Regions from separate parts of the Homo sapiens genome. Here region 2 is linked to region 1. A link is an interaction called in ENCODE POLR2A ChIA-PET data of the cell type or tissue named here. Cell type or tissue: PC-3. All regions are shown on one strand. Each heading gives the region's core, and the rest is flanking DNA. Links, peaks and the distances in the headings are about the cores only.

What was found. Peaks named below come from ENCODE experiments on the same cell type or tissue, not always from the same donor. Only the 100,000 strongest peaks of a DNase experiment are listed, where the experiment ranks them.
Region 2: POLR2A ChIA-PET joins it to region 1 with 5 read pairs; 1 of 35 experiments calls an interaction of 5 or more read pairs at or near these places.

The regions. Positions count from the first base shown.
Region 1 is chr2:166,961,322-166,978,300 of GRCh38, reverse strand. The region is part of intron 2 of XIRP2 (xin actin binding repeat containing 2); the gene reads right to left. Among named protein-coding and RNA genes, the nearest start is that of XIRP2, 81 kb to the right of the region's middle. In PC-3, for the core only: no CTCF peak of the experiment used is centred there; no DNase peak of the experiment used is centred there; H3K4me3 peaks cover 462 bases; H3K27ac peaks cover 1,199 bases.
Region 2 is chr2:168,249,071-168,266,049 of GRCh38, reverse strand. LOC107985959 (a long non-coding RNA gene) reads right to left here. Exons shown (of 5, transcript XR_007087282.1): 2 at 751-954. Among named protein-coding and RNA genes, the nearest start is that of STK39, 10 kb to the right of the region's middle. In PC-3, for the core only: a CTCF peak has its summit at 11,309 (motif pointing left); a DNase peak (open chromatin) is centred at 11,269; H3K27ac peaks cover 209 bases.

The DNA.
Region 1 (16,979 bases), core at 5,594-9,593:
GATTGATTACTTATTGTAGATCTATAATAAAAATAGACAGTGGTAGTGACATGAATATTAAAAAATAGATTAGTGAAACAGAATAGAGTGCAAATAAACAAATACACACTTTCAGGTCACTTAATTTAATTTCAACAAAAGCGCCAATGCAACATGATGAGACGAAGAATATTTTTGAACAATAATATTGGAAAAACAGAAAATCTGTATAGAAAGAAATGAATTTTGACTACTTTCATGAACACATAAACACAATCACACACATGCAAACATACACACATTAATTAGACTTGAATTATAAATTTAAATGGAAAATTTATACTTGTAAATTTGTATTAAAAAGAGGAAATATCTTTATGACTTAGACATAGAGAAAGCTTTCTTATACAGAATATGTAAGTTTAAAGCTAGTAATAGTTTGAGGCTAATTTTGCCCCATTCTTGAGGCAATGCATTTCTGAGTATATTACTTGATACCCTATGAATTATGAAAATTGCTATCTTCTGTACCAGGTCCTGGTAATTTTCTGCAGGCAGTAAGCTGGAAAAACAGCAAGGTTTACTTCACTTATTCCCCTCTCCATCTTTGTGATTACTTCCCTTTGTTGCCTGAACTCTAATGCCTCAGAATCATTTTTTTATACCTTTTCCCAGTTTTTGTTGTTTGCAGTAGAAGTTTAAATCTCTTCATTGTTACTCTTTTTAGTTTAGATTCAATGGAAAAAATTACTAAAATATAAAGTGAACTGAAGGGTGGATAGAGGGTTGGAGAGATATATGATAATACAAATACAGTAAAATGTTAACAGTACAATTGATATGATGGATATTTAATGGTTCACTATAAATATCTTCCAAATTTTTTATTGATGATTTTCATTTAAAAATGTTGGGGAAAATATAAGCAGTCTCCCTATGAGATAATGTCAAGTAGTCCAAAGGATTTGTAATTGGAATAAACTAGAAAATGCTGACTGCGAGAATGGGTTAGAAAAAATATTGAAGAACTAATAATTGAAAATTTTCTAAATTTGAAAACCATTGACAAGAAACTTTATTTCAAGCTCAGCAAAGTTCAAGCAAGACAAATGCTTGCACATGCACACACTGACAGCTAAGTACATCATGGCCAAACTTTTTAAAAAAAGGATTTTGCAAAAATCTTGAAAGTAGCAAGAGGAAAAAAAAATACCAACAGAGCAAACACACATTGCTTTCAGGAAAACAATCATATGAGCAATGGTTGATTACTGGGGCAAGAGGAAAATAAAAATACATCTTTAAAATGCTGAAAAATACAATCATTCAACAAGTTGTAGCTTTCTAGAATAAACCTGAAAAATGCATCCGAAGACAAAATATTTTGAGGTAAATGAACATTGAGATAATTCATTGCCATAGACTTTCACATCAAGAATTGCTAACAATGTTACATGAGGGAAATGATAGCATATGGAAACTTAAGTCTTGGAGGAAATGGAGAGCCCCAGAAATGGTATATAGTGGGTATGTATAGATTATCCTTTTTTTGTCCTTGAGTTCCTTACAACGGAAATGGCTAGTTTTTTTGTTTTTGTTTTTTTAAGAATAACACTGTAAGACAGGGGCTGTGACATATGCAGAAGCAAAAAGTAAGACAAAGATAGCACAATGGATGGGTGTTCACATATGAAGTTATACTGTTGTAAGGCTCTTACGTTTGTGAAGTGGGAAATTGGGAGTGTCAGGTATTAAGTAGGGAATGATATAATATTAATTCCAAGTAGACTGAAATAATTTGAAGTTGCATTTTGTGACTACTCCAGTAAACATTAGAAACATTAAAAAGAACAACAGCTAAAAAGCTATTAGAAGAAAAAGTGGAATAATAGAAAACATTTATTATACTCCCCCAAAGAAGTAAAAAAGTAGCAAAGCAAGAAACAAGACAGATAGAACACATTTCAGCTGATAACACAGAATGGGAGAGTGGAAGAAATGCCACAGCTAGAGAAGTTGGTCTTAGATAAAAGAATAGACTTGCCTTCACACATAACAATAAGGGGGAGAGAGGAAACCAGATAACAAGGAGATATGAACAATGATAGCATCAGGATATTGATTTGGCTTATGTAACAGAAAAGACCTCACCATTGCAGATCTGGGCCTAGTAGGACTGGGGGTACCTGGATATTTAGATAGAAAGCTTATCTTCCAGTTCTCATATTCCACATTACTGAGGAATAATATCAAAGATTATCTATCTGGGACAGTCAAGGCTTTGTCTACAACAATAGTGAAAGGATAGTTTTTAGTATACACTAAAATGCATGGATATGGGTATTAGTGTACAATTAACCTTTTTTTTTTTTTTTTTTTTTTTTTTTTTTTGAGACGGAGTCTCGCTCTGTCACCCAGGCTGGAGTACAGTAGCACGATCTCGGCTCACTGCAAGCTCCGCCTCCAGGGTTCACGCCATTCTCTTCTCCTGCCTCAGCCTCCCGAGTAGCTGGGACTACAGGTGCCCGCCACCACGCCCGGCTAATTTTTTTGCATTTTTAGTAGAGACGGGGTTTCACCGTGTTAGCCAGGATGGTCTCGATCTCCTGACCTCGTGATCTGCCCGCCTTGGCCTCCCAAAGTGCTGGGATTACAGGCGTGAGCCACCGCGCCCGGCCACAATGAACAGTTTTAAATATTTATACCTATGTAGCCACTAATTAGAATGTAGGACATTCATATAACTCCAGAAAATCCACTGTTGACCCCTTACAATTTATCTTTGTCCCCCAAATACACCAAAAGTTCTAATTTCTTTTCTTTTCTTTTCTTTTTTGAAGGAGTCTCGCTCTATCGCCAGGCTGGAGGTCACAGAACATAGTCTATTAGATTTCAATTTTGAGATTTATTTAGATTTATATTATGACCCACTATATGGTATATCTTAGAGAATATACTATATGCACTTGAAAAAATGATTATTCCGTACTTGTTTGAAGTATTGTTCCACAAATGTCAATTAGGTTATGTTGTTCAGCAGTGTTGTTTAATCTTTTTGATTCTTGACTGATTTTTTAATCTAATTTTTCTGCCAATTTTTGAAAGAAAGCTGTTAAAATCATCAACTGTTGTAGATCTATTTATCCATTTAATTCTGTCAGTCTCTACTTCATGTATTTTAAAGTTCTTTTATTAGGTAATATGTATTTATAATTTTTGTGTCTTATTTATGTATTGACATTTTGATCAATACAAAATTTTTGATCAGGATGAAATTATACTTTTGATGTCTGGAAACATTTCTTGTCTTGAAGTCTATTTTGTCTTGTATTAGTATAGTTATACTAGCTTTCTTGTGTTCTAATATTTGCATAGTGAATCCTTTCAATGCTTTTATTTTCAATATATGTTGTTTATTTTAAAATAGGATTCATTTAGACAACTCATAGTTGGGGCTTGCTTTTTACATTTATCTATACTGACTCTCAGCCTTTAAATATTTAGTCCATTTACATATGACATTCTCATTGATATGCTTGGATTTAAGTATATTTTACTTGCAATATTTTTATATTTGTTCTATCTGTTCTTCTCTTCTCTTGTTACTCCTATACTGATTCATTTTTATATAATTAACTTTAGGTAGTATGTTTTAACTCCTTTTAACTCTACCTCCTTATCACTTTTCATCTAGAAGCATTGCTACTGTTTGCAATATTTATCATTACCATAGTCTACTTAGAGTTATTATATATCTTCAGGGAAATTTTAAGAAGCTTGGGCAGTATAATTCCATATATCAGATATATATATGTATATATGTGTATGTGTATAGATAGATGTATATATGTGTATATATATATAACTTTTAAACCCCACAATACACAATTTTAGTTTTTGCTTAGTTTATCTTTTAAAGATATACGAGGAAAAAATAGTAGTGTTCTATATTTATCCACATATTATCATTTCTAGTGCTCTTTATTCCTTTTTCTAGAGCATTGTTTCTACTCGGTGTCATTTTTCTTCATACTGAAGGATTTCCTTCATTATTTTTTGCAGTGTGGATCTGCCACAAACCCTTCCTCTGAAACTCCAAGCCAATGATATTGAAGCTCTTTGCCTCTTTCCAAACAACTCGTGCTGCAGACTGGGGAGTGACCCCAGAACAAAAGCCACAGAAACACAGATCGCAATCAGCACATGTTATTTTTTAAGTTGAAACCTATCACCCAGTGTTTGCCTACAGTTGTTTGTTCCAATGGTTCTTTATGTAGTTGTCTTTTGTAACTTATCCCAAGTTCATAAATTTTATCTGACATTGATTTGTCTACTAAGAGGCACTCTGCCATTGCTGAGACTAGACCCCTTAATGAATTTTAAAATTCATTTTATAACATTGTGCGACTTCTCTATGATAAACAAACATTAGCAATAAATATATCCAAAACTTAATGGAAAATTAATGGAATCATCTATCTATATGTAGAAATACATTTTCAAGAATATTTATTAAGAAATGAATATATGTCTTTATGCTTTGGGCTAAGGTTCTTCTTTAACGACATAAATGACTTAATGCAGTACTTGCCAAATGTTAATGAAATGTTACTAGAATGCAAATTCTAATTCAGTAGGTTAAGGTGGGGGACTGAGATTCTGAAGTGCTTTGAAGTGTCCATGTGATGCTGACATTACTGGTTGTTGAAACACACTTTGGTAAGAACCTGCAGTACAGAGAGGCATTGCATGGATTTTGGATCTGATAGTCAGATTGACCTGAGTTTGATACCCTGGTCTGTGACTCTGTAGCTGTGCAGCTTTGGGCCAATATATTAACTATGTTTGTTTCAGTGCACTCATCTGTGAAAAGGGAATAGTTACACCTACATGGAAATAACTAGTGCTACACTTACATCTAAAATGTTTGTAGGGTACTTGGAACAAAAAGCGAAGTTAAAAGATAATGACAGAAGCTCTTACTAGTTGGACAAGAAATTCTATAATGTTTTCTAGGCAATGATGTAAATGACAAAATATGTTTTTGAAATCCTGATAACAAAACATCAAATTTTCACATAAGCAGTTATTTCTGACTTAATATTTCTTCCTTAAAATCCTATATTTTTCATTAAATCCATTATCATTCTCCCTATTTTGAAAAAAATTCACTTGCCAGACTATAGAAAAACTTATGAAAAGGAGTGAATGGCTGATGAAATGCAAGTGGTATGAAATGAAGCAACGATTCAAGCCAGATTTACTCAGCTATTTAATTAATTTGCTAGAAAATGTAAGTTAAAACAAAAAAATGTGTAAAATATTTTGGAGGCATGAAATGTGCTTTCACAGTTCATATCATGTCAGACAAGTGATGATAAATTTAGAAAGCATTACTAAGATATCTGGAACACAAAATAATTGATTACAAAAATTGCCATTCTTCTTTTGCCAGACTACTTTTTGGATTTAGCCTTCCCATTTATCACTAGCTATACCTGGAATCTGAATGACAATAGAATGGAATAAAGATTAAAACAGCCCCCTGGAGACAACTATTCCTATGCATTCTACTCCCAATAAGGGTGCCAGAATTGTATGTGAAAACCTCTTCTGACTGTATAAATTCCTTATGCAGTCTGTCATCAAATAACTGCTTTACTATTTAAATAAAGTTACCAGAGCCTCCATTTTACTACTATCTGTGTTTGTTCTTAATAAAACTTTATGGCTGGAGTTTGCAGAATATGAACTGTGCTTTAGTAGCTACTAATCAGTGCCTCCCCAGGGTCCATTTTTCCTCTTCCTTCCTTACAGAATATTTTTTCTCATCAGAGCTGGGAAGGTAATCCAGCAACAGAGAGGTATAGTTCCTGTTTAGCTCAAACTAATAAATAGCTAGTAGCTGCTTTCCTTTTGACATCATCGAGCTGCTAATTATTCATACACTTATGAAGATATTCCTATCTGATATGCCATTACATACCAAAGTAAGTGTTGTGTTTGTCAGTTCTGGCTACAAAAAAACCCTGGGTGGCTAAACAACAAACATTTCTCACAGTTCTCGATGGCAGAAATCCAAGATCAAGGTGCAGGAAGGTTCAGTGTCTGTGAGGGTCACTCTTCCTGGTTTGCAGAAGGCTGCCTCCTTGCTGTATGTATTCTCACATGCAGAGAGTGAGAGGGCTCTGTTCTCTTCTTTTTCCTATAAAGGCACTAGTCCCATTATGGGGCGGGAGGTGGGGGCTCATCTAAATCTAATCACCTCCGAATGGTTCTACCTCTAAATATCCTCATTTTGGGGATTAGGACCTCAACATAGGAGTTTGGTGTGAACACAAACATTCAGTCCATAGCAAATGTCCTTTATATTTACATTCATTCACGTATTTTTCTGTTGGTCGTATCTAAAAGTGACATGAAAATGTTAAGGTAATCATGGGCACTACTTTATACAAAATCAATGCCCTTCACCCAAGTTGGTAACTACTCTTGCAAACTGTGATTTTCATGTTGTTCAAATATCCCCACCTCAGATATGAATAATTAAAAATTATTTTCCTATGAAAAGCTAAGTTACCTACAAAATATTTTTCATTAAATATTCTGACATACTCCTGTCAGTCTTGTAGATCAATGTCTGATTTTGTAGAGTGACTTTGCAAAACCACTGTAAAATATCCACCTTGAAAAAAGTCATGATATCAGTAAAATGTCTGACATTCAAAAAAGAACTAATTATACCTAGCAAATAATTTTTTTTTCATTTATGAGCTCATAAATCACAAGCTTGTGGAAGAGAGTAGTTGAGTAGGGAGTCCAAAATATCAGAAGTAATTAATTCATGTTGTGCTCTAATGAATCAAAATATTTGAGCTTTAAAATTCTCCCCAAGTTAATATCACATAGGCCCAATAAGTTACTTAAATTTTCATACTTTTTTTTCCTTTCTTCAAAGTATCTCCTGAAAAATTGGAACTTTTTGATGAATTTTCATTTATTCAACAAACACTGAGTGAGCCACAATGAATAAGGCACTGTATTAGGTTGTGAAAGCAATTAGCAAAATCATCCATAGTTCCTGCCCTGATGTAGCATATGTTCTAGGGGAAGAAAGAGAATAATTAATTTTTTAATTAATTTAAACTTACTTAAAGTAAAAATTACAATTGTATTAAATGCTAAGAGATGAGTTTTACTCTTAAGAGAGCATCTAATGTGGAAAAAAATAATCTCAATAGACTTACTCCTCTTAATGTGTACCTAATATTTCCTTGTTCATTGATGCTATTGAATTTTTTAGATAGCCATCATGTACCAACATTTATATTAAACTATTGATCTTCCTTCTAAAAATCAAGATAATACCTAGCCATATATTGAGTTCTCATATGTATTGGCTTCTATTTCTACCTTTGTACATTTCATTCATTTATTTATGTTGTTTTCATTATTAAGACCTTTTAATATTTTAATATATGATAGTATATTTATTTGAAAATATCAACTTCAGAATTGGTTTTACAAGATATCAAAGGAAAATATTATTGATATTTTTATGTGAATCACTATAAATTTATGTTAACTTAGGAGAACTGAAATCTTCCCTAGGCTAAATATTTCTACCTAAGATCATGATTTACCTTTTCATTTGTCTGTGTTTTCTATGAATCCTCAAGGTACCTATCGATTCACTAAGAATACAACCATTGTGTTCTTCTTGAAGTTAAAAAAAATCTAGAAATGAGAATAGTTCATGATATTATTTGAAAAGAAGTGACAAGAGAATCAGATACACTGTCCATTCTGCTGCATTATTTCTGTGTCAATTACTGGTTATGACACAAAGACACTTAAAAGGGAATAGTGCAACAACAAAACTCATTCAACTGGGAAAAGCAAAATAAAAAAACAAAACTATAAGAAATCTTGCCAAAAACTCATGTAATTTAAGAAATACTTCACAATCAGGTAAATTATAATGATTTTCAATGCTTAGGCAAGAAGGAAGAATAAAAGAAATACTGTGTTAAAACCCATTCCTAAATGGCAAGTCAAATCATTTTAGATTATTCATGTCTCCCTCAACAAGAACTTTTCATATCCTAAAGATAGTTATCAAAAAGTAAGGGTAAAAATACTAAGCTGAAGGATATAGAGCAAGCAAAACATTTTAAGTAAAATGTAGATGCTCTTCAAAATAAATATTTCTAATAAATTATCTTTACAGGGCTCCAATAAGATTCTGGTTCATGTTGTCCATAAACATTTCACATTATGTGGGCAGATTGGTTCCCTTTCATTCACCCAGACCTGAAAGCGAAAAGCAAAAATGATCCGAATGCTAATGGTTCATGAAACTGAGCTACAGATTTTTTTTTTAATTTTAGTTTGCTCTGCTTTTAAGTTGCTGTCCTAAATGTGTACAAATGTTTCTTAGAAGAGGTTTTAAGGATACAGGGGGAGTTGCTGCTTATTCAAACAATTTTAATGAAGGACTAACCTTTTGCATTTAACATTTGTTCCCTTCATTTGCTTTCTGGCATCAGTTTATACTTTTTTTTTTTTCCTCCCAAAGGAAAGGGCATAATGAACATACACGAGATTATTTAAATGAATGGTTTTAATGAGTTCTTTGAATAGATCCTCTAAAAAGCAAGCATGAAATTGCTTTCCCAGTTGGGATGCTTTAAAATATTTTTAGAAAAGTCATATATGAAGCCTTAAAATTCTAACCACTTTTAAAGGAACAATGATTGAAAGGGAGTTTTTTTTTTATTGTAATATCGTTTATTCTCACTCATACTGCAGAAGATATTAAAAAACCCAGCAGGATTTTGGAATTATTTTAATAGATTATCATGTTTCATATTAATAAGTAGTTATTTATCAAATTTAAAGGCTGCAGCTCTTATATACTACTTTCATATATGGAAATCTGGAACTTCATTAACTGGTGAATATTGACTAGACGTGAATAAATTCACTTTGTATAGTAAACATTGTTGCTGTCTCCTGATCCTTTGAACATCTATTCAAAGTGTCATAGTCTTGAGGTTAGGTAGAATTGACCTCATCCTCTTACCACTGTGACTGTTTTGGAAGTTGGCATAGACTTCATTAGTTCTCTTCAGAATGCTGTTCAAGACTTATATTCAATATTTTTTTCACTCCCTGGATGTGAATGAAGAAACACGTAGATTTAGAAACTTCTGGAAAGCAATATTTTCCCATGAGGAGAAAGTGACTACACGGAGCAAGGTAGAGCTGTGGGATTTGCGGGGAAGAGGGTCCAGAGCCTTGATAAAACTCTTCTTGACACAAACATTGGCCTCAGGCTTTTCTGTTTTGTGAAGAAGTAAACTTATTTATTATTTAAGCTCCTTTGGAAATAAGAACATGGTATACAAGAGAGATACAAACCGCCTTTGGCAGATATTATTGTCCTATCATTTAGAACCATTTATCTCTTGTAAATGTTATTGTTATAGCATCATTGTGTTTTGTTTCTGTCAGTCAAGACTTATATTCGTACATGCTATTGTACTAGCTTCTGTTAAAAAATAGAAAAAAAAATCAAATTTTTTACCTTTAAAGGTTAATGATTTAGCATGATTTATACATACTCTTGAAAACAGAGAAGATCTAATATAAAAGAACATTGTGCCAAAATGGAGCAGGTTCTGGATATTTCCTCATATGTAAAAAGACTTTGCAACAAATAAGCAGTAAGTTTCCTTCCAGCTTTAATGGCCTAAGATTCTATGGCAAATGAAGCATCAGGGATTTGAAGGCACAAAGTGGTTGAGAAATCTGTCACATGGAGAGCATCAGGGAATGTCGAATTCTTTAGTTCTTCATAAATCCATTTACTGTTTCTGTATTTTAAATTTTTAAAGGACAGATTCTGTTTCTGTTCTCCGTATGGGTTTTCAGAAAATACTGATGATATTTAAATTTTTCATGATCAGACATTATTCAGTAAGTGCCTTTTTGTATAGATAAAAGAACACCAATTCTACGTAAGCAATTTTAGAAACTTGGAATGTAAAAGATTCAGAACTGGAAAGACCTCCTCATGATGTGGGCCCTTCTATCATGCCCTCCATGTCATCACTGAACCTCTTTGGAATTCCTTTGTTGTTGAAGAACTCATTAGCTTCTAAGAAGCTCATTCCATCTTCATACAATTCTAATGGCTGATACCTTCTTCTATATGTTTAGCTAGCATAAACTTCTTGAAATTCTAGAAATTCATCTAACACGTGCAACTGTAGCTAAATATATTCTTTTAAAGAAATCTGCAGTGCCCAATCATCAGATTACCCTTATTTCTGTCAGATTTTCTTAAAACATAAACTTGTTTATATAGAAGTTTTATGGCTTATGATTGAACAAGGATTTCACCAGTATAGCCCTCTTAAGAGATTGGCTAAATGTAGAGTGGAATTATAAGATGGAGGAAAATCAAAAAAATTAAAAGTAGCAAAGGTGGGGAACTAGAATAATCACTGTCATCTTTAGAATAATGTAAATAAAATTTCTTTCCACTCCATGTTATATAGTTAGATGGGCCATGATTGAAATAGTAAAACTACTGACATTCAATGTTTTACTGATTATAGTCAATCTCCTGGTAAGTTTATGTAATGTGGTTATAGGTAGAAAATCACATATTTATACAAGGTTATGTGGAGCATAAGACCTCTGTCCTCTTTGCATAGATTAGGTAGGTCTCGCTTTGCCATACATTTCTTTACATCAGCTTTCTGATCATGTAGTGCCCAACATCCTAGAGAAAATGGTAAAAGTATTGCTCCAGTACTTCTCCAGAGGACCCAAGACAACTTTGTGCTGACAAACAGAATCAATATCTATTTACATATGGTTTAGCAATGTCATTTGTGCCTTGCGAGCTTCCATGGAGTAAGTGGCTCAATAAGATTGCTTTAAAGTTATTTAATATAATTTTAGGAAATTTAGCTTCCCAAGGAGCTTGAGAAGGAGAAGACTTCAAATCTCTTGAAAGCAATGGGTTTTTCCTTCACCTAGGGATATTTTGACTTTTAACAGTGAGTCTATCTTCTTCTAAAACTTGCTATAGGGATTCAGCAAACGTTTTATTTTATTTATTTGTAGTGTTTTCTTTACTATGGTGGTAAAATGAGTTTGTTTTTTCTTCCCACTACTCTCATTATCAGGATTCTGACAACTATGAAGGGTAAGCCAATGGAGAATGACATTTTGTCATAGAACTCAAAGCAGGAAGGAAGAATACATATGCACAGTAATACACAGACTAGATGCAGTGCTTCTCAAATATGGGGTGCCTACAAATCTCCTGAGGATGTTGTTCCAAAAGCAAAATCAGGTTCAGTAGATCTTAAATGAGCCTGAAATTCCAACAGGGTTCTAAGTGATGTTGATGTTGCTTGTCCAAGCACTACATTTTGAATAGCAAGGTGCTAAGATATATGCCACTTAGACTCTATGCAAGCTGTAGTTTGACTTTTGTTTTGCAAATGATCTGATTATCTGTAATTTACCCTGCCATCAGAACACTAGGAGAGCTTTTGCTTTCTTCTATTATCCATGTCATGATTCAAAGGTCCACATTTGTCTCTTTATAGCAATAGAATTAGATGGAGCAAATAAAAAACAATGGCCCTCTTAAGAGATTGGCTAAAAGTAGAGTGGAACTAGAAGATGGAGGAGAATAAAAAATATAGAAGTAGCAAAAGTGAGGTGGGAGAAGGAAAGTAAAGTAAAAAGGATATTTATGTATCTTTGGCAGAGGTCCCTGAGGAGCATCACAACTTTTGCTGTCTATATAAACATATAAAACAAATATGTATACTAAAACATATAAAACAAATATATATAAACATAAACGATAAAAACATGAGACAAATATAGATATATGTAAAAAAATTTTAGCTCACATTTTCAAATTTAGGTATATCTGGTTGGCTATTTGTATTTATAAGTTATATGAACAGAAATTAATTATCATTAGTGATTTGGTTTTCAAATAAGTAATTTAAGAAATTTTTCAAGTTTTCTAGATCAAATTATTACGTGAAAAATATATTGAGAATGCAAATTAAGTTTTTAAAAAAGTGTTAATATTGACAACTATTTAGCCTGAATCAAGAATTCAGCCTAAATTTTTGTTTTTATTTTTCACTTAAAGTGTAGACATTTTTATGGAGGTTTATATAAAATTACAGCTGTAAGAAAATATGGGATTTTATTTAAAAGCCTCAAAGTGTCATTGACTCAAGTTATTAATAGATAAACACAATTTATTTATTTGTACTTTAAAAATAAACATGTGCAAATAAATTTTTATTTTATCTATTTTATGTAACAGTTTACAACTTTTAATTTGATAAAAAGAGACTTCTGAGTAAAAAAAAAAGAAATCAAACTTAGAGGCCAGGCATGGTGTCTCACATCTATAATCCCAGCACTTTGGGAGGCCAGCAAGGTGGGTGGATGGCTTGAGCCCAGGAGTTTCAGACCAACCTTAGCAAGATAGGGAGACTTTGTCTCTATAAATAATAAAAGATTAGCCTGGCATAGTGGTGCATGCTTGTGTTCCCAGCTACTTGGGAAGCTGAGGTGGAAGGATTGCTTGAGTCTACATGGTCAAGGCTGCAGTGAGCCATGATTAAGCCATTGCACTCCAGCCTCAGCAAGAGAGAGAGACCCTGTCTCAAAACAAATAAACAAACAAACAACAAACACAAAAAAACAAATTTAGAAAACTACCTCTGTATAAGAAGACAATTGAGTATCTGTTATTAAGTCTCTAAAAAGGTGACTCTGTCATATTCTCTGTCCTTCCAGGCTCATTCATGATCACCTATAAATATTTAGTACATGTGGGACTGAATTCCACAGTCATTGAGATATTTTTGTTCTTTAAGCATTTCCTTCTAAAATGTAAGTGCATACTGGAGGAAAACGTCACACTAGAAAGTAAGGACTGATTCAAAGGACTTGCTAAGAGTCAGGACAATAGAAATCCAGCCCTGAATAATGTTGGGAGCTGAGTTCTGGTAGAGAATAGTGACACTGGTAAGTCAGGTCAGAAGGTGTGTTAGTGATTCCTCAAATATTACTGACTCTTCATGTTCTAATCACATATTAGAACTGCCCCTTATTATTGGGCCACATGACTAATTTGTTCACTGAATTGCAAGTTAAGTGACATGCATCACTTTTGCATTGCAGCACTTAATTAATTGCTTATATAGTAGTCTCCCTCTTGCTTTCTCCCTGTGGTGGGCAACTGATGATGTTCAAAGTGCTTATGCCTCTGACATACCATGTCTCTTAAAGACGATGATCAGCAGAGCCTCTAAGCTGACCTGTGATGAATATATAGTATGAGGACAAACAGAAAAACAAACCTTTGGGTTACAAGCACAAACTGAGGCTATCCTAAATGATTTAGGTAGGCAAGCTGTAGATCAGAAAGGGCAACTAGAAGAAAAAAGAGGTATATTGAGTGGGACCGTGAAGGCTGCCTAAGATAAACTTAAATTACTTAAAAATATTGTTCAGTTTCCAACACTTCTGAAATGTATATGGAGGCTAAATTTATATACAAATACAACAAAATTCGAGGTAACCAAAGATTCACATTGCCCAGTTGGTTTATGAAGATGGACATATGTGTATTAGGCTGGTAGTCCCAGAGCTGCAGGTGGAAGGATGATAAAAGGAGGATCAAGAGCAACTTATTCTCAACTGACTTGTCAATGCATTTTGGTAGATAAGCAAGTTTCACTCCTTGTCCAAAATCATTTACAGCCTCCTATTTGCGGTAATGAAACTAAAAATATTTTAAGGTGATAGTATTAATATCAGATATTCATATTTAAGCTTACAGCACTGACATTTCTTAAAAAAATATAGAGCTAGATGACCCTAATCTTATGACAAACAGATTTTCAACCTCTTACCTTTTACTGATTGTAACATCCTCCTGCATTATGAGAAAACACAATTTGCCTATACATTAAAGCAATGACAATATGATTAATACAATTAAATATTTGAAAGTATTATCAATATAATTTTAAATGATGTCAATCTGAACCAGCTGCTGGAATGAAAATTCAAGTCCCAATTAATTTTATCCATATACTCATAATCAATGTATCTATAGAATCAAATTACAATGTCCAGTTCAATGACTATTCCTACCCTAACCTACTTATTGTCCTCAGAATCATTTTTTACTTTCCCTCTTTTAATTCCCACATTCACTTCATCCCCAAGTCCTTTAAGATCTACTCTAACAATATATCCTGTCTCCCACCACCTGTTTCTGCTCTTCCTCCTTTAACTTTAGAACACACCATGTCTTCACCTGGACAGTTGTAATTATCTCCGAACACTGTCTGATGCTTCTATTTTCCCAAGGTAGCCAGAATCATCACAAACTTCCTCTACTTAAAAGCCCTCAATGGCTTTCCATCGATTTAAAAATAATATAACAAATTCTTACAGTAAATTTCAAGATGTTACATGTTGTCACTCCTGCTTACCTCTCTGACTTCATTCCCATGCTATGAGTGCTCTTCTTTGCTCTGCTTCAGCTATGCTGGTCTTCTTTCTGAGAGGTTCCTGAATCCATCTCACATCTGCCTTTGTGTCTTTGCCATAACTTATCCCTCTAATCCCTGTATGTGGATTTCTCTTACCTAAAATCTGTACATTGGTGACATTGCAACCTCTGCTCAAATATCTTTTCTTAGATATAACATGACTGACCATTCCTTACGAAAGAGTCTCTCCTCCTCCACATTTTTATTCTTCATTTACACTTTCATTTATTGCCTTCATTAACACTTGTTGCTATCTGAAATTACCCTAGTTATTTACTTGTTTTAGTCCACCTTTCTCTGAACGTGTAACTCTGAGAATGGTCGACTTGTCATCTCTGAATCTCCAACAGCTAGAATGAATGAATGAATGAACGAATGAATGAATGAATAAATGAGAGGATGAATAAAAGGACTGCTAAATAAATATATAAATAGTCATATATGTATCCACTGCTATTTTGGAGCTATATTGTTTATAAATTACTCAACAAATTTTATTGATGATTTTTGTTTTTTTATTTTTATTTTTTAGAATTTATAAATTGTTTTAATAATTTTTAATTGACAAAGTTGTACATATTCATGAGATGCATTGCAATATTTCAATATATATAATGAATAGTGATCAGATCAAGGTAATTAGTATATTTGTAATCTCAGACATTTATCATTTTTTGTGTTGGGAACATTCAATATCCTCCTCCTAGCTATTTGAAACTATATATTATTGTTAACCATAGTCATCCCACAGTGCTACAGAACACTAAAACTTATTCCTTCTGTCTTACAATGGTTGGCATTTTATTAGGGCACTAAAATGTAAGAAAAAAACTGGTTTAAATCTGTTCTGGTACAGAAATTTGGGGGCAGAGGATATTGTAATTTACAACCTTTTCTAGAAAGTAACTAATATTCCTGATAAAATGCTTGAGCAATTTTTAATGGAATTTAATGAGATTAAGAACCTCTATTTGGAAAATCAGAATTACCCTCCTGCCATTACTGACATTGGATTATCTCCATGACAAATTAATAAACTTCAACAAGGCATTATTTTGTTGTATCATTTATTTCTTTATCTCTTCCAAAAACTTTTTGAGTTGCTTTTTCCTACTTTTTCTTTTTTGCTTATGAAGCAAGTCTGAAATAAATGTGAATATATGCTTGCAATAAATTGCTTTAATAATTTGCTGTTATAGATGTATGAGGCATTTTTTCTGCCTCTCCAGATAATTTAGAGTCCCTATAAACAAATCAATCTTGATGTAAATTTGTCTTTAGTGTATCCAATGACAATACAATATTACCCCCCTGTAAGCTGCTGTATGGGCCATTCACTGCATCATATGCACGGTTTTTGTGGTTCTGCTTATACAGTTTCCTAGACTTAGATGGAGTTTTTATCTCTTGCATACTCAGAACATTAGTCTTACAGGCATAGCTCAAGATCTGACTATTCCAAAGAAATAGTTGATTATCAGCAAAGACTGTTTAGATGACCTTTGGATATGTGTGGATATTTTTACTTTTTAAGCTGTTACAAGATTGTGGGTGGCCAGGTGCCCAGGATTCTAAACATAGTATTATGTTGCCCATGATGCTATTAATAATACCATCTTCATTGAGAAATGGACCAACAAAATATCTCTTCCTCCCTTGAACTTTTATGGCCACTCATTGTCTCTTTTTCACCTTCCGATCTTCATTCAGGTACATAACACAATTCTTCTATTTTACTGAATTTTCCTTAATTCCCAGAGGTATGCTTAATTCATCCTTAGCTTTTTTAAAAGACAAATATTCAATATTTTCAAAGTAGCTTATTACATGGATTTTAATGTGTTCCATAACCACATTTACATTTGTTAACAAATCCAAAAAAAAAGTAAAGTTGAAAGTATATATTTTACACATTTCAGGTAAATTAGAATTCCACTCCATGCGAGGAAGGTAAAAAATATAATTTTAAGTTGATAGGGATTAAAAATCTGGTCAATCTGTAGACAGAGAAATTTCTAGGCAGACACACTGTCCTTTTTCAGCCCTGTATTTTTTAGACAGTAAATTTCTCATATCTATTCCTGACAAAATAAGGCAAAAGGAGACATATTTGATCAAGATTATTGTTATAACTATTGTCACACATAGCACTTTCCATTTCATTTCCTTATATTGCAAATAGAATACAAAGTAAGTAAACAAATATATTAGCTGTTTGAAGGCTAATTCAGCTGTCAGATTTGAAGTTATTCTTTTTTTACTTTTTTAAAAGTAACTTATAATACAAATTCAGCATTAAGAACAATTTAAAGCAACCTCATGGCCCTGAAATGTACTGAACATCAATTCTGAAATCTCCAAGAAATGTTCTGAGGCTTC
Region 2 (16,979 bases), core at 9,603-13,602, 1.3 Mb before region 1:
CTTTTCCATTTTCTTGAATTCTTATATATGCCACTATCCTTTGTATTTGAAGAAGGCTTGATTTAAAGATTATTCACTATTTGACCGAATTAACTGTTCCATTTAGCTAATGAACCATGAAATACTGTCACGTAGCTTGTACTTGATTTTGGCGGGGGGGGGCAAACTAATACACTATTTATATTGATTATTCAAATTAACAGTTACTTTAGCACTTTTAAAACACAGATTAACAGTGACTATGGTTCACAGAGTATTGTGAAGGGTGTATAAAGGTAGTTTTGGAGCTAACTTTTAAAATATTTTGATGGAGAAACAGAGGCACATATGGAACATTTATCTCTAAACTGACAATCACCAACAAATTGTTTTAAAAAAGAATACTTCATTCTTGGAGATTGTTTTCTGGCTATCGGTAGCCTTACTTCCTGGCTTTAGATGGCATTGAACTGCATAGCACATCAGTAGTCATTTTAATAATTTAATTAAATTAATACAATTTGGTTAAAATGTTTAATTTTAAATAACAAATGCATATGCCTTTGTGAAGAGATAGAGAAGTGCTGTGCAGAGTTAGAGCAGATTTGAATCCTGGCTCTGCTGCAGGTGAACCAACATTAAGTTTCTGTTTAAATCACTTAACCGATTGTGAAATTCAGTTTCTCCATCTGTTAAAAATATACATAATGTAATCTCCATCATCTGGTTGTAGGTGAGTGTCCAGTGAGACAACATATCTAAAATACTTACCACAATATCTCCATAAACTCTAACTATTTTTATTAAATTGTTGTGAGAGGAAATGCTTGGAATTGTAGAGCTTCCTGAAAATCATCCTAAAGCAATATATTAGGATCCAGCCTTATCTTTGTTATAAGGATTAAAATTTCATTCATTCATTCGGTGATTCATTCACATGTGGGGTTCCCAAAGACAAAATCACATTGATGGCTCCTTTAAAAGAAAATAAAACCTTTATATTAAAAAAAGCTTAATTTTTGTGGATAAAGCTGATTAAGGCAAGAACATTCTCCCAAAATGCATCATTTTAGAATCCTTCTTAGATTAACACTGTATAAAGTCTAAACTGTTTTCAGTGGCTCTTCCATCCCAGTCTGCTCTTTTCTGCTGACTTCAGTGGTCTCTTTACCCAGCCCAGGCCATGAGAGAATGGTTGAAATAGGACCTTTTGGACAAATAACTTGAATTTCTAGTTTTGGAGTCTTCAAGACAAAATGGTAATCTTATGCATATGGCAATTTTTTTCTTATCCCCAGGACACAAATTATCTGTTTACATGTCTGTTTGCCCCATTAGATGTCAAGCTCCTTTGAGGGTAGGGACATTGTCTCATTCATTTTTCCATCACTCCCCACTCCCATGCAGAAAGCTTACACATGGTAGTTGGTAGATGAAGAGTTTGTTTCTTTAAAATAATGCACTAAATATTATTTCATCCTAACCATTTTGATGAAAAAAATAGTTTACATTAGGACGGGCACGGTGGCTCTCATCTGTAACCCCAGCACTTTGGGAGGCTGAGGTGGGCGGATCACGAGGTCAGGAGTTCAAGATCAGCCTGGCCAACATAGTGAAACCCCATCTCTACTAAAAATACAAAAAATTAACTGGGCATGGTGGTGCCTCTAATCCCAGCTACTTGAAAGGCTGAGGCAGGAGAATTGCTTGAACCCAGGAGGCGGAGGTTGCAGTGAGCCGAGATCATGCCACTGCACTCCAGCCCGGGCAACAGAGCAAGACTCCATCTCAAAAGAACAAAAATTTAATAAAAATAAAAAATAGTTTACATTAGGGTTTCCTCTTGGTATTGTACATTCTATGAGTTTAAATAAACGTATAATGAGATGTAGCCACCATTATAACGTCATACACAGAATTTTCACTTTGGATGATAACAATGTGATGTAAGTTCATTGATTGTAACAAACATATCACTCAGGTGGGAGATGTTGATAATGGGAGAGGCTGTGCATGTGTCAGGGCAGGGGAGATATGGGTTACCTCTGTACCTTCCTCTCAATTTTGCTGTGAAACTGAAACTGCTCTAAAAAAATGAAAGTCTTTTAAACAAATAGTTATTTCACATTTTTATTTCAAAAAGGCTTTGTATTAGTCAGGGTTCTCTAGAGGAACAGAACTAATGGAATATATATGTGTATGTATATATATAAAGGGGAGTTTATTAAGTATTAACTCCCATGATCACAATGTCCCACAATAGGCCATCTGCAGGCTGAGGACCAAGGAGAGCCAGTCTGAGTTCCAAAACTGAAGACTTAGAGTCTGATGTTCAAGACTTAGAGTCTGATGTTCGAGGGCAGGAAGCATCCAGCATGGGAGAAAGATGTAGGCTGGGAGGCTAGGCCAGCCTCTCATTTCACATTTTTCTGTCTGCTTGTATTCCAGCTATGCTGGCAGCTGCTTAGATTGTGCCCACCAGATTAAGTGTGGTTCTGCCTTTCCCAGCCCACTAACTCAAATGTTAATCTCTTTTGGCAACACCCTCACAGACACACCCAGGATCAATACTTTGTATCCTTGAATCCAATAAAGTTGACACTCAATATTAACCATCACAAGTCCACCGCATGTCAACTTGAACCCATACAAATCTCCTGAGATCATACATAATCTTAAAATAAAGACAATAATAAGGTCATAATTACACCTAACATAATACAATTACGCTTCGTACAACTGGAAACGCACCAGTCCCTAACCTAAATACTATTACATGAAGTTAACAATACTTAAATGCTGATGTGAAGTCAATAAATCTTATGTCACATGATAAAGGAGAAAGGAAATAAAAAGCTATTTTCTTGGTACAAGTTTATACATGCACAAACATGTTTTTAATAAAAGAAGGAGGAAATACTCATGACAATTACAGTCCTTGGTTCTGCAGCTGGTCACGTGGTTGTAGCTGGTGCTGATGACTACCTTCTTCTACTACCCATTCTGTATTCCTTTTGCCCTCAGCAAGCACCTCAGCAGGTCATGATTTTTCTCCTAGTGGAGTGACCCAGACCTTCATTCCTGAAGGGTCTGGGACATTTGTAGTCCTGCCTGGATTGGGCTGTTATAGTTTCCCATTGACCTTAATTGCAGGGAATGGTAATATGCCCTAATGGATCTCCTATATTCCATGCATACTGTTCCTTACCTTCATTATGGAGTAGTGGACTGATTTCATCTTGATTGTCTGGGTCAATCACCCCAGCCAACACTGTAACTCCCTTCTTAGCCTGTTGACTTAAAGGTAGGAGGGGCCCAAAGTGTCCAGGTGGCAATCTTAACTTCCAGTTTAATGGAATCATTGTTGTGTCTCCTGGTGGCAGCATTCCTCCCTCTGGAACTAAGACCTCTAAGCCAGCAGAATGTAGTGTCATGGGAACAGGAAGCAAAAATTTTGCTAGTGGGTCACTAGGGGTGACGGTGAGTTGGTGCCACTTCCACTTCCACCCCTTGATTCCTGGACCCGTGAATCCTGGCTATGGCAGAAACAGTACCATATATTGGACGCTGATTCAGAGCATACACGACCTTCTGGAGAACTTTGCTCCAGCCCTGCAAAGTACTGTCACCTAGTTGGCACTGTAATTGTGACTTCAAAAGGCCATTCCACCATTCTATCAATCCAGTTGCTTCAGGATGATGGGGAACATGGTAAGACCAGTGAAGTCCATGAGCATTAGCTCACTGCCTCACTTCTTTAGCCATAAAGTGAGTGCCTTGGTCAGAGGCAATGCTGTGTGGAATACCATGATGGTGGATAAGGCATTCCGTGAGTCCAGGGATGGTGGTCTTGGCAGAAGCTTTGTGTGCAGGATAGGCAAACTCATATCCGGAGTAAGTGTCTATTCCAATGAGGACAAACCTCTGCCCTTTCCAACCAGGTAGCTGGCTGATCACCTCGAGGAATGGTGCCATGTGGAGGGCTTGATGTTGGTCTCTGCTGCTGGCAAACTGGGCACTCAGCAGTGGCCGTAGCCAGCTCAGCCTTGGTGAGTGGAAATCCATGTTGCTGAGCTCATGTGTAACCTCCATCCCTGCCACCACGGCCACTTTGTTCATGGGCCCACTGGGAGATGACAGGGGTGACTGGGGAAAGAGGCTGAGTGGTATCCACCAAACGGGTCATCCTATCCACTTGATTATTAAAATCCTCCTCTGCTGAGGTCACCCTTTGGTGAGCACTCACATGCGATACAATATCTTTACAGTTTTTGACCACTCAGAGAGGTCCATCCACATAACTTTTCCCCAAATTTCTTTGTCACCAATTTTCCAATCATGCTTCTTCCAAGTCCCTGACCATCCAGCCAAACCATTGGCTACAGCCTATGAATCAGTATATAATTGCACATCTGGCCATTTCTCCTTCCATGCAAAGTGCACAATCAGGTGCACTGCTCAAAGTTCTGCCCACTGGGAAGAGTTCCCTTCACCGCTGTCCTTCAGGAATGTCCTAGAAAGGGGCTGTAGTGCTGCAGCTGTCCACTTTCAGGTGGTGCCTGCATATTGTGCAGAGCCATCTGTGAACCAGGCCCTAGTCTTCTCTTCCTCTGTCAATTGATCATAGGGAACTCCCTATGAGGCCATCTGCGCAGGCTGGGGGAGAGAAGGCAGGATGGCAGGAGTGGAAACCATGGGCATTTGAGCCACTTCCTCATGTAACTTACTTGTGCCTTCAGGACCTGCTCAAGCCTGATCACGTATATACCACTTCCATTTGATGATGGAATGCTGCTGTCCATGACCCACTTTATGGCTAGATGGGTCAAAAAGCACCCAGTTCATGATAGGCAGTTCAGGTCCAATGGTGACTTGATGATCCATAGTCAAACGTTCCGTGTCCACCAAAGCCCAGTAACAGGCAGAGCTGTCTCTCAAAAGGAGAGTAGTTATCTGCAGAAGATGGCAGGGCCTTGCTCTAAAATCCTAGAGGCCTTTGCTGTGATTCACCTATGGGGGCCTGCCAAGGGCTCCAAAGAGCTTTCCTATCTGCCACTGACACCTCAAGCACCATTGGATCTGGTGGGTCATATGGCCCAAGTGGCAGAGCAGCTTGCACAGCAGCCTGGACCTGTAGCAGAGCATTCTCCTGTTCTGGACCCCACTCAAAACTGGCAGCCTTTCAGGTCACTCAATAAATGGGCCAGAGTAACACACTCAAATGAGGAATGTGTTGCCTTCAAAATCCTAATAGGCCCACTAGGCATTGTGCCTCTTTCTTGGTTGTAGGAAGGGCCAGATGCAGCAACTTATCCTTCATCTTAGAAGGAATGTCTCAACTGGCCCCACACCACTGGACCCCTAGAAATTTTACTGAGGTAGAAGTTCCCTGAATTTTAGTTGGATTTATTTCCCATCCTTTTGCATGCAAATGTCTCACCAATAAGTCCAGTGGGTCTGCTACTTCTTGCTTACTGGATCCAATCAGCAAAATGTCATCAATGTAAAGGACCAGTGTGATATCTTGCAGAAGCAAAAAGTGGCCAAGGTCTCTCCAAATAAGATTATGACACAAAGCTGGAGAGTTGACATACCCCTGAGGTAGGAGAGTAAAGGTATACTGCTGGCCTTGCCAGCTGAAGGCAAATTGCTTCTGGTGGGCCTTACGGACAGGAATGGAGAAAAAGGCATTTTCCAAGTCAATGGCTGCATGCCAGGTACCAGGAGATGTGTTAATTTGCTCAAGCAATGAAACCGCACCTGGTACAGCAGCTGCAATTGGAGTAACAACTTGGTTAAACTTATGATAAGCCGCTGTCATTCTCCAAGATCCATCTGTCTTCTGCACAGGCCAAATGGGACAGTTGAATGGGGATGTAGTGGGAATCACCACCCCTGCATCTTTCAAGTCCTTGCTGGTGACACTAATCGCTGCAATCCCTCCAGGGATGCAACCCACCATAATGGCACTCACCCTACCAGTCAGGGAGCCAATGTGGGGGTTCTGCCAGCTGCTTAGTATGTCTCTGCCAATTATGCATTCTGGCACTGGGGAAATGACCACAGGATGAGTGCAGGGACCCAATGGACCCACTGTAAGTCGGACCTGAGCTAAAACTCCATTAATTACCTGACTTCCATAAGCCCCTACTTTAACTGGAGGACCACAGTAACGTTTTGGGTCCCCTGGAATCAATGTTAGTTCAGAGCCAGTGTCCAGTAGTCTCCAAAATGTCTGATAATTTCCCTTTCCGCAATGCACAGTTACCCTGGTAAAAGGCCAAAAGTCTACCTGGGGGAGGATGGGAGAAAGATTCACTGCATAAATTGTTGGTAATGCAGTGGGGTCCTTCCTCAAGGGGGCCCAGCCTCCCCTTCAGTCAAGGGGTTCTGGGTCTGTAAACTGGCTCAAGTCCTGAAATTGACTGAGGGGCCATCATTCTCTGTTTTTATAATTCAAATTAGTCTCTTGTCCATTCCACCTAGAAGTTTTCTGCTCATATAAATTAAGTAGGAATGCAGTAGGCTTCCTATCAGTTTCATTTCTAGGTATAATGTGATTAATTAGCCAACGCCAGAGCTCTACACAACTCAGACTATGCTGATGGCTGCTTTGCCTCTGCTGTCCATTTTGATAGCTATGCCCACCTTGCCTTTGATGGTTGAGTGTCTCCACTTGGCCCCTGACACCTTGGGATCCAATCATTCTCATTGTATTTAAATTTTGTAGTTGAGTGACTGTGGTTCCCACTGTTAGATCTGTCATACAGAGAAGAGCAATTACAGGGCTCTTCAAAGATGCAGGTGCTGCCCTCACAAATCTATTTCACAAGGTATTGGTCAAGGGTATATCTTCTGGACCTTCCCAGCTAGGATGAGTAGGTCTAAAGTGACTAATCCACTCCACCATCCCAATCTCCTTAAGCCTTTGGATCCCTTCCTCTACATTAAGCCAAGAGAGATGAGGCATTTCCAGCTCGTTCACAGTGGGCCATCTTTTAATCCATATTTTAGCTAGCCAAGCAAATAAACTGTTAGAACCTTTTTTAACTCCCCAAGCTGCAACATTAAATGCAGAGTCTCTACTTAGGTGGACCCAAATCAATAAATTCAGCCTGATTCAACTCTACGTTCCTTCCACCATTATACCACGCCCTTAATATCCAGTCCCATGACCATTCTCCAGATTTCTGTTTATATAAATTAGAAAATTCAAGCCTTTCTTTTCCAGTGTAGCACACCTCCTCATGGGTCACAATCTCAATCTCACCTCTAGGGGCCCACCAGGGCTTTAGTCTAGTTATAGGTCTATAAGCAAACAGGGGTGTTGGGAGTGGCTCCTGAGGAGAATCAACATTATCTTGCCTGGCAACTGCCTCAGGGAAGGCCATCACTGTTGCCTTAGGCAGGCAGGGTTTATCTCCTCAGACAAAGGTGGAAAGGCTGATGGCAGAATGGGTGGGGGAGGGGATGTTGCCACTACTGGGGATGGGGAAGCTCTTCCTTCTGGCAAAAAAAGATTAATCACGACAGGTGCGGTGGCTCATGCCTGTAATCGCGGCACTTTAGGAGGCTGAGGCAGGTGATCATTTGAGGTCAGGAGTTCAAGACCAGCCTGGCCAACATGATGAAACCCCTTCTCTACTAACAATACAAAAATTAGCCAGGCGTGGTGGTGGGTGCCTATGATCTCAGCTACCCAGGAGGCTGAGGCAGGAGAAGCACATGAACCTGGGAGGCAGAAGTTGCAGTGAGCCAAGATTGTGGCATTGCACTCCAGCCTGGGCGACAGAGTGAGACTCCATCTCCAAAAAAATAAACAAAAATTAAATAAATAAATAAATAAATAAATAAACAAAATAAACGGTTCATCAGAGTTTACTAACTCAAAATCAGTGTCCCCAGCTTCATCAGGGTCCTCCCACATGTTCCCTTCCAAGTTGCAGGGTCCCATTATTTTCTGATCAATGCCCTCACTTTAACAGTAGACACCAAGCGAGGCTGTGCATGTACCTTTCATTCCAAGTCAGCCACTCGCATGATAAGGGCTCTTGTGTTTGTTTTTCCACAATTTCAGCTCTTTCTCTACAGAAGATAAGACTCTCACTCAGGGCATTCTTAGCAGATTTGAGGCTCAGTATCTGCTTCTGAAGCTGGGAGATAGAATCCATGAGTTCATCATTTTCTTTCATCACATTGTCCATTGAACTTAGGAGCAACCAACCAGCTTCATTATGTTCCTTGGTTCACCACATATGGTCAAAGGTATTAAGTAAAGAGTCACTAAACTCCTTGCCTCTCACGAGCAATGAATCAGGAGTGTCAAATGCATTTATATTGCATAACTCTCTAAGCAGTTCACACCAAGGACTATCAGTGTTCTCCATACTATTAGAAGTAGAGTCTGTAGCATTTCTGGGTCTAATCATATTAAGCAGCCAACTCCAGAAACCCAAAATCCAATGAAAGAACTCCATCATTAATATTCTGTTCCTCTAGAACCATTCCTGGTATCAAAATCTGTATTAGGATTCTCTAGAGGGACAGAGCTAATGAAATATATATATATATGTGTGTGTGTGTGTGTGTGTGTGTGTGTGTGTGTGTGTGTGTGTATATATAAAGGGGAGTTTATTATTAATTCACATGATCACAAGGTTCCACAATAGGCCATCTGCAGGCTGAGGACCAAGGAGAGCCAGTCCAAGTCCCAAAACTGAAGAACTTGGAGTCCGATGTTCGAGGGCAGGAAGCATCCAGCATGGGAGAAAGATGTGGGCGGGAGGCTAGGCCAGTCTCTCATTTCACATTTTTCTGCCTGCTTATATTCTAGCCTCACTGGCAGCTGGTTAGATTGTACCTACCTAGATTAAGGGTGGGTCTGCTTTTCCCAGCCCATTGACTCAAATGTTAATCTCCTTTGGCAACACACTCACAGACATACTCAATATCAACACTTTGTATCCTTCAATCCAATCAAGTTGACACTCACTATTAACCATCACAGGTTTACTTCTTTTTGTCATTTTGCTTTAATTGTCATTTGTTATGTCTAATTCAGGAAAGCCACCATGACCATTGAGCCTTTTAAAATTGCCACCCTCTTGGGAGCTCTCTGACCCCTGTGCTTTGCTAGTTGGTGTGGCTTTCATGTGTCACAGTGATGTTCTCAGGGCTACCATAGTTATTTTCAACTCTGGCTAAACTTTTGGGTCACCTGGATGCCTGACTTCTACCTGCAGACTATAGTTTGGTAGAATGCAGGTGAGACCCAGGAATAAGAATTGTTGACAAGCTGCACAGGTGACTCTGATACTCAGCTAGGCTGAAGAACACCTGGATCACCTGCGCCTTACTCTGGGGACAAGCAAAAGGCTGTTCTTCCTGGTCTGATGTAAGTATGGGCTCTATGCCCATTAAAACATGCTGTGCAAAGTCTGCAAATAGTGCTCCACAAGCCTGATGTGGACTACAAACGTTTTGTTTGTCCTGCAAAGTATTATTGTTTTTAGATTGTGAAATATTTCAAACCTACAGAACAGTGGGAATAATGTCATAAAAACTCACACACCTACCATCCAGTCTAACAAATCTTATTATTTTGCTCTATTTCTTACACATTTTTATTAAAGTAATAAAACAACATAGATGCAATAGAAGCCCTTTGTGTACCTTTCCCCTTCCTTCCTTCTCTCCCTCCCTCTCCAGGGGTAACAACTGGATTTGGAATTTATCATTCCAATCACTTTTCACTAAATATTTATTCAAAGACTACATTTAGTGTTGTTCTCTTGTTTTTAAACATTAAGTGTATGGTATCAGATTCTGTACAGTATTTTATAAAGATGGGCCAATATTTTAAAGCTGAGAAATTTCACATGAAATCAGATTTGTTGGCTTCTCTTGAAACAACAGGAAGGTCTGGCAGTGCGGGACTAGCTTTCTGGCAGGACAATGTGCCTTACTGGGCCAAGACTCTTTGGTGTGACATGGTCCCACTAGTCACGCTGTGTAGACATATGTGCATGCACCTGGACTGTGTCTCCTTTGATGCGGATCTGGCCCCTGATACTGAACTTCCTTCCACTCCAATTCTTTTCTCTCCTCAAGGCCATTTCTGCTGTCCTTTCCTAAGTGCTAAATGCCAAAGTTGTCTGCCTCTCACTCTTATCTCTTGCTGCCTCTCCTTCTGCTCTCTCTTTTCTCTGGTTTTCATTTTTATTTTCTTGCCATGCCCTGCCATTTTTTTTCTTGACTTTAGTACCAGAAGGACCTGGGTTTGTTTGTTTGTTTTAAAGACTTTGTCAATCGATAGTAAAAGAAGTTATTTTGACCAGTAAACCTGACCCATCATAATACATCTCTGTTACCTCTGGTTTGGACGATTCTCCCTAGTTTTGTTTTTGTTTTTGTTTTCTTTTTTTTTGAGGTGGAGTCTCACTCTGTCAGCCATGCTGGAGTGCAGTGACACGATCTCAGCTCACTGCAACCTCCACCTCCTGGGTTCAAGAGATTTCTGGCTAATTTTTGTATTTTTAGCAGAGATGGAGTTTCGCCATGTTGGCCAGGCTGGTCTCGAACTCCTGACCGCAAGCGATCCGCCTGCTTCGGCCTCCCAAAGTGCTAAGATTACAGGCGTGAGCCACCTCACCTGGCCCACTCTCGCTAGTTTAAGTGTTATTCACATGTTTTGGAGCTCCAGAAGCCTCGACACTGGATAAAGTGGAGTTTCACTAAGTTATATAGAGTTCTTAAGGGCTGAGATCCTTTTGCCTATTTTACCCACAGCAGTTGGCAAAGTGCCACACACTTAATCCTTAAGAATGTATTTATAGAATGAATGAATATTAATTAGTTAAATTGTGTTTTACTACATACATCCTTTTTAATAAGCCAGGCCAGTCCCTGGCTCTCCTTTATTTTTCAGAATACATACAACCCAAGATGTCTCTCCAGATGAAGATCTGAGCCTGGCAGGGGAGGCCCGGGGCAGAGATAGAAGAGTGTTTAGGGCTTATGGTGGTTTTGGTGGGAAGTTTTTTGAATAGAAAAGAAGTAAAAGGCTTTCAGACATCCTTGGTATTTGTAAGAATCTGAAGGTGAGAGGGATAAACAAAATATTTTCAGAAACTGCTGTTTCATGTGTAATGAATGGATTCCTCTTGAAGTGGTTCTTCAACAGAGATTGCACTAAAAAATCAATTGCTTTAAATTACATTTTTATGTCATTCTGCCTGGGACGGGACTATCAGGCTTTAGACAGATGACAGCATGAAAGAAATATGTATGCCATGTAGATGACTATAATGCCCTCTGGTGTTTTAGCCAAGGGCAATCCTTGCTAAATATGGAAGTCTTCCCCTATGGGTAGAGATAGTAGGGCTTCTAGTGAGTACTCTATCAGTACCCAAATCAGGGTCAGAAACTTCTGACATTAATAAAAAGACATTAACTGTCACCAGAGCTATTTTGTATGTAATATAAAATGCAATAGAAAGTCAATTTCAATAGCTGGTTGGGAAATAAATGAAAACATGTCTGGAAGTTATAATTCTTATAAATTTAACCCATTAAATCCATGTGATGAATTTAAAATGCAATGTCTCTGCAATAATTCAATCTAAAATAAATCCTCTTTCTGTTTATTGTTGGGAAATAGGTAGTAATGACACCTGAACACTAAATTGTGCTAATCCTAATAAAATTGAGTTACACCAGCTCTGGACTTTGGGTAATAGCATTAGTTGTGTCAGTGGAAGGCACATGACACTTCTGTTATTATGTTCAGTGCGAGATGGCTTGGTCTTCAAAGTCGGAAAGGGTCATACATTTTCAAATGCATTTTTCAGATGGACATTTGCTGTCACTGCTGAGAATTCATTCAGATAGTTACTATGTTTGCAGTTTTCTTCTCATTTACAATAATATTAAAAGCAAGCTGTAAAGTCCACGGCTTTGGTAGACAGTCGGTTCTAAAGCAGTGGCTAATTTTCGTTTTTTTTTTCTTTTTTTTGAGATGGAGTCTCACTCTGTCACCCAGGCTGGAGCGCAGCGGCATGATTTCGGCTCACTGCAACCTCCGCCTCCTGGGTTCAAGCGATTCTCCTGCCTCCGCCTCCCAAGTAGCTGGACTATTATAGGCGTCCACCACCATGCCCGGCTAATTTTTTTATTTTTAGTAGAGACGGGGTTTCGCCATGTTGGCCAGGCTGGTCTGAAACTCCTGACCTCAGGTGATCCAAAGTGTTGGGATCATAGGCATGAGCCACTGCACCCAGCCAGCAGTGGCTAATTTTCATTAGTGCTCATTGCTAAAGCCAGTTCAAATAAAATGCAACTGGCTAAAGAGCAAATCCCATAATTCCACTGTCTAGTTTCCTAAGGCTTCTGAAAGTTGTCAGAATCAAAATGGAGTTGTGGCAAAAACCCTGACAAGTAGAACTGAGAAGGACAGGAAGGGAGGGCTCTCATGCACAAAAGGCTGCAAAAACCACAACCTTGCAAAAAGGCCATTGCAACTTTATACGCACACATATAGGCACACAATACTTCTGTGAGGACGTCTGCCCAACAACTGCCCAACAACTGTCCAACCTCAGACTGGTATTACCCCTGTTATTCATCTTTGTAGCCAAGGATAATTATCTGAAAACAATTATTGACTCCTCATTTTAAAACAAACAAACAAACAAACAAACAAAAAACTTTTATCTCCCTGAATACCCACAGTTTACTATGTACAAGAACCCTATTCCAAAATAAGCATCATTTTCTTTTAAAGTCTCCTTCTGTGTTTGTTATTTAGGTTGACAGGCTGCTGTAACCAATACACATACTGGGGGGCTTAAAACAACAGAAGTTTATGCTTTCACAATCTGGAGGCTAGCTGGCCAAAATTAACCCTTGGCAGGGTTGATTTCTTATGGGAGGCTCTGAGGGAAAATCTGTTCCTTGTTTCTTTCCTAGCTTCTGGTGATTGCCTGCTATTTTTGGCATTCTTGACTTGTAGACACATCACTCCAATCTCTGCCTCCATCAACACATGGCATTCTCCTTGTGTGTGTGTGTGTATGTGTTTCTATTTGTCTCTGTGTCCAAATTTCCTCTTTTATTATAAGGATACCAGTCATTGCATTAGGGCCCAGACTAATCCAGTCTTTGCCTCTGCAAATACTCTATTTCCAAATAAGTTCACATTCCCAACTACCTGAGCTTAGGACTTCAACTCTTTTAGGGGACATGATTCAACCTTAATACCTACCTTCCCCTGAGACTACTACCCCTGGGCCCTCCTAGTCAGAAATTCCGGAGCCATCCACTGTACCACTACAACGTGTGTGTGGGTCAGGCGTGTTGCCCATACTAGCTCATTTAATTCTTACATAGCTCTTACAGTCCTGGGCTAATTGTCCCAATTTTAAGAAAACAGAGGCTCAGAAAATTTAGACTACCAGCTAGAAAGTGTAGTACAGGGATTTCAATTCAGCCATGCCCTTTCCATCATGCCCTACCATTACCCTCATTCAAAAAAAGTTTGATCTTTGTCTTTGGAAACAATTATTATAACCCAAGTCCAGCTCTTTCACAACTTTTCACTCAGAGTTACCAAAATAGTGGGTATGAAAGAGTTGGCCATGACAAATGACGGTGATCGATTTTCTTCAGACCTTAGGATACCTGACTATTTTCCACCATGCAATGATGGTGCTTTTGTGTTAGATTACATTTTAGCCATGGGAAAATCATCATCTGTCAAGACAACCTCTCACTTCTCCCACGGATGCATTTCTAAAACATTTTATAAATTGCATTTGTGCACATCCACTTTTTTAATGCATTGGGGCAATTTGACTTTTAAAAGAATCTTATCTGTCTGTCGTCAAGTTCTATTTCTCTGCTCCATAAATAATTTTTAAAGCCACTTTCCTCATCATTATCCTCAATATAATAGCTAATATTTACATTTCTCTAACTTGACTATTGCAATGGCTTCCAAATAGGTCTCCTTGCCTCCAATTTCCTCCTATAAAATCCACCCTTGCCAGTGCTGACTCATTCTGATGCTTAAAAGTATGTTTTATGTATTTAAAAAGTGTTACATTAACATTTAACAAATATTTACTGAGTGTCCTCTGTGCCAGGTGTTTTTCTAGGTACTGGGATACAGCAGTAAACCAAAGGAACAAAAAATCCTGCCCTCAGGGAGCTTATATTCTGCAAAGTTCATTCTTGTAATTATATATCTTTGCACTACATATTTTGCTACAAATCTTGGCAGACAGGAATAATGATGATGATGGTGGTGGTGGTTTCCATTTTGTTAAACTTCTATTATGTGTCATCCATTATCCTAAGCCATTATAACAACCCATGTGGAAGCTATTATTGTACTGATTTTTGCACAGGAGAAAACTGAGACTCAGAGAGTGAAGTAAGTCCAAAGGCAGAGACTTAAAAAAAATGAGGCTAGGCATGGTGGCTCACACTATAATCTCATCACTTTGGAAGGCTGAGGTGGATCACCTGAGACCAGGAAGTTCAAGACCATCCTGGGCAACATAGCAAAACCCTGCTTCTCCAAAATTAAATACAAATTAGCTGGGCATGGTGGCACACACCTGTAATTCCAGATACTTGGGAGGCTGAGGAAGATGGATTGCTTGTGCCCAGGAGCTCGAGGCTGCGGTGAGCCATGATCATGCCACTGCACTCCAGCTTGGGTGACAGAGCAAGACCTTGTCTCTAGAAAAACTGTTGAGCTGGGCACAGTGGCTCACGCCTGTAATCCAAGCACTTTGGGAAGCCAAGGTGGGTGGATCACCTGAGAGGTCAGGAGTGTGAGACCAACCTGGCCAACATGGTGAAATCCTATCTTTACTAAAAACACAAAATTAGCTGGTGTGGTGGCACACACCTGTAATCTCAGCTATTCAGGAGGCTAAGGCAGGAGAATACCTTGAACCCTGGAGGCAGAGGTTGCAGTGAGCCGAGATCGTGCCATTGCACTCCAGCCTGGGTGACAAGAGTAAGACTCTGTCTCAAAAAAATACAACACGAAACCCCGTCTCTACTAAAAATACAAAAATAGGCCAGGCGCAATGGCTCACGCCTGTAATCCCAGTACTTTGGGAGGCCGAGGCGGGTGGATCACAAGGTCAGGAGATCGAGACCATCCTGGCTAACACGGTGAAACCCCCGTCTCTCCTAAAAACACAAAAAAATTAGCCAGGCGTGGTGGCGGGTGCCTGTAGTCCCAGCTACTCAGGAGGCTGAGGCAGGAGAATGGCGTGAACCCAGAAGGCAGAGCTTGCAGTGAGCTGAGATCACGCCACTGCACTCCAGCCTGGGTGACACAGCGAGACTCTGTCTCAAAAACAAAAACAAAAAAATAAATAAAAATACAAAAATTAGCTGGGCGTGGTGGTGGGCACCTGTAGTACCAGCTACTTGGGAGGCTGAGGCAAGAGAATCGCTTGAACCTGGGAGGTGGAGGTTGCAGTGAGCTGAGATTGTGCCACTGCACTCCAGCATGGGCAACAAGAGCGAGACTCTGTCTCAAAAAACAAAACAAAACATCGAAGTCCAGATTTGAATCCAGTACTTTCTTTCTTCAAGGCGTTGGCCACTTCACTACACATCCTCTCTTAGATGTTCAAAGGGTTTATGAATAAATAATGGAACTCTACGAAACCTCTTTGTAATACAAATAACCACTGCAATAATCTGTTTATAAAATGAAAATGTATACTTACTTCATCTAAAGCATTATTTACCCTCCAGGGGACATTTGGCAATGTCTGGAGGCATTGTTGATAGTCACAATGTCAGCAGCAGGGTTGCCACTGGCATCTAGTGCATAGAGGCCAGGGTGCCTTTGTCTGCTCTGGCTGGTATGACAAAATACCTTAGACTGGGTAGCTGACAAACAACGGAAATTCATTTTTACAGTTCTGGAGGCTGAAAGTCCAAGATCAAGGTGCCAGCAAATTAGGTATTTACTGAGGGCTTGCCCTCTACTTCATAGCTAATGCCTCTAGCTGCATCCTCATCAAGCTCCTTCCGGCCTCATTTATAAGGGCACTAATCTAACTCAGGAGGGCTCTGTCCTCATGACCCAATCTCCTGCTAAAGGCTCTTAATACTATTCCACTGCCGATTAAGTGTCAACATATGAATTTTGGGGGGACAGAAACATTCAGACCATACCACAGGAGAACAGACCTCTACAACGAAGAGAACTATCTGACACAAAACAGCGCTGAGATTGAGAAACCCTGACACATCATGAGGCAGTTGGATACACTTTAAAAACATTTAGACCCTTATTTTTCCTTTCTATTTTTAACATCGCTCACTGAATGTACTCTTTATGCATTGAAATAAACCTTGTTTATATTTTAAAGGCACCCGCCTCCATCCCCATCTTTCAATTTAAATTTAGTAATGGATTTTCCGGGAAAAGTGCATATCAGTTGAATACTTCTAAAAAACATATATTTCTAAGTTTTAAGTACCATTTTACCCAATTGTTTACAGAAACATTAACTCTAATGCTTTTGTATAATTTTAAAATATTATTCATATTCTGTTCTTCATTTATAAAAATGATGCCAAAGAGCAATGCCAGGGGACATTCTTCTTTAAACCGATTTACTGTAGAAATGATGGATGTGCACTGAGTCATCCACTCAAGCAAGTCTTCATCCTGGTAGCCATTTGGAAAGCGGTTGACTAGAGACCGACATGTAGTCTGTGACTGGGGAACAGTTGCTTTTTGTGGGAGACTAATTGATCTGTGTTTGATTCAATTCTGTGATATTGATCTTGACGGCATCATGTTTTCCTACTAAGTCCCAAGAACATTCCTGGTCTTCATAATCCCACTTCATGGTTTGAAAGTCAAAAATAGAAATTCATATGACAAAATGGAAGTCATATTCATTTGATCATTTTTCTTTTCCTTTAAAAACAGTCCTTAAAAGTTCTTTGGGGTAGGGTGG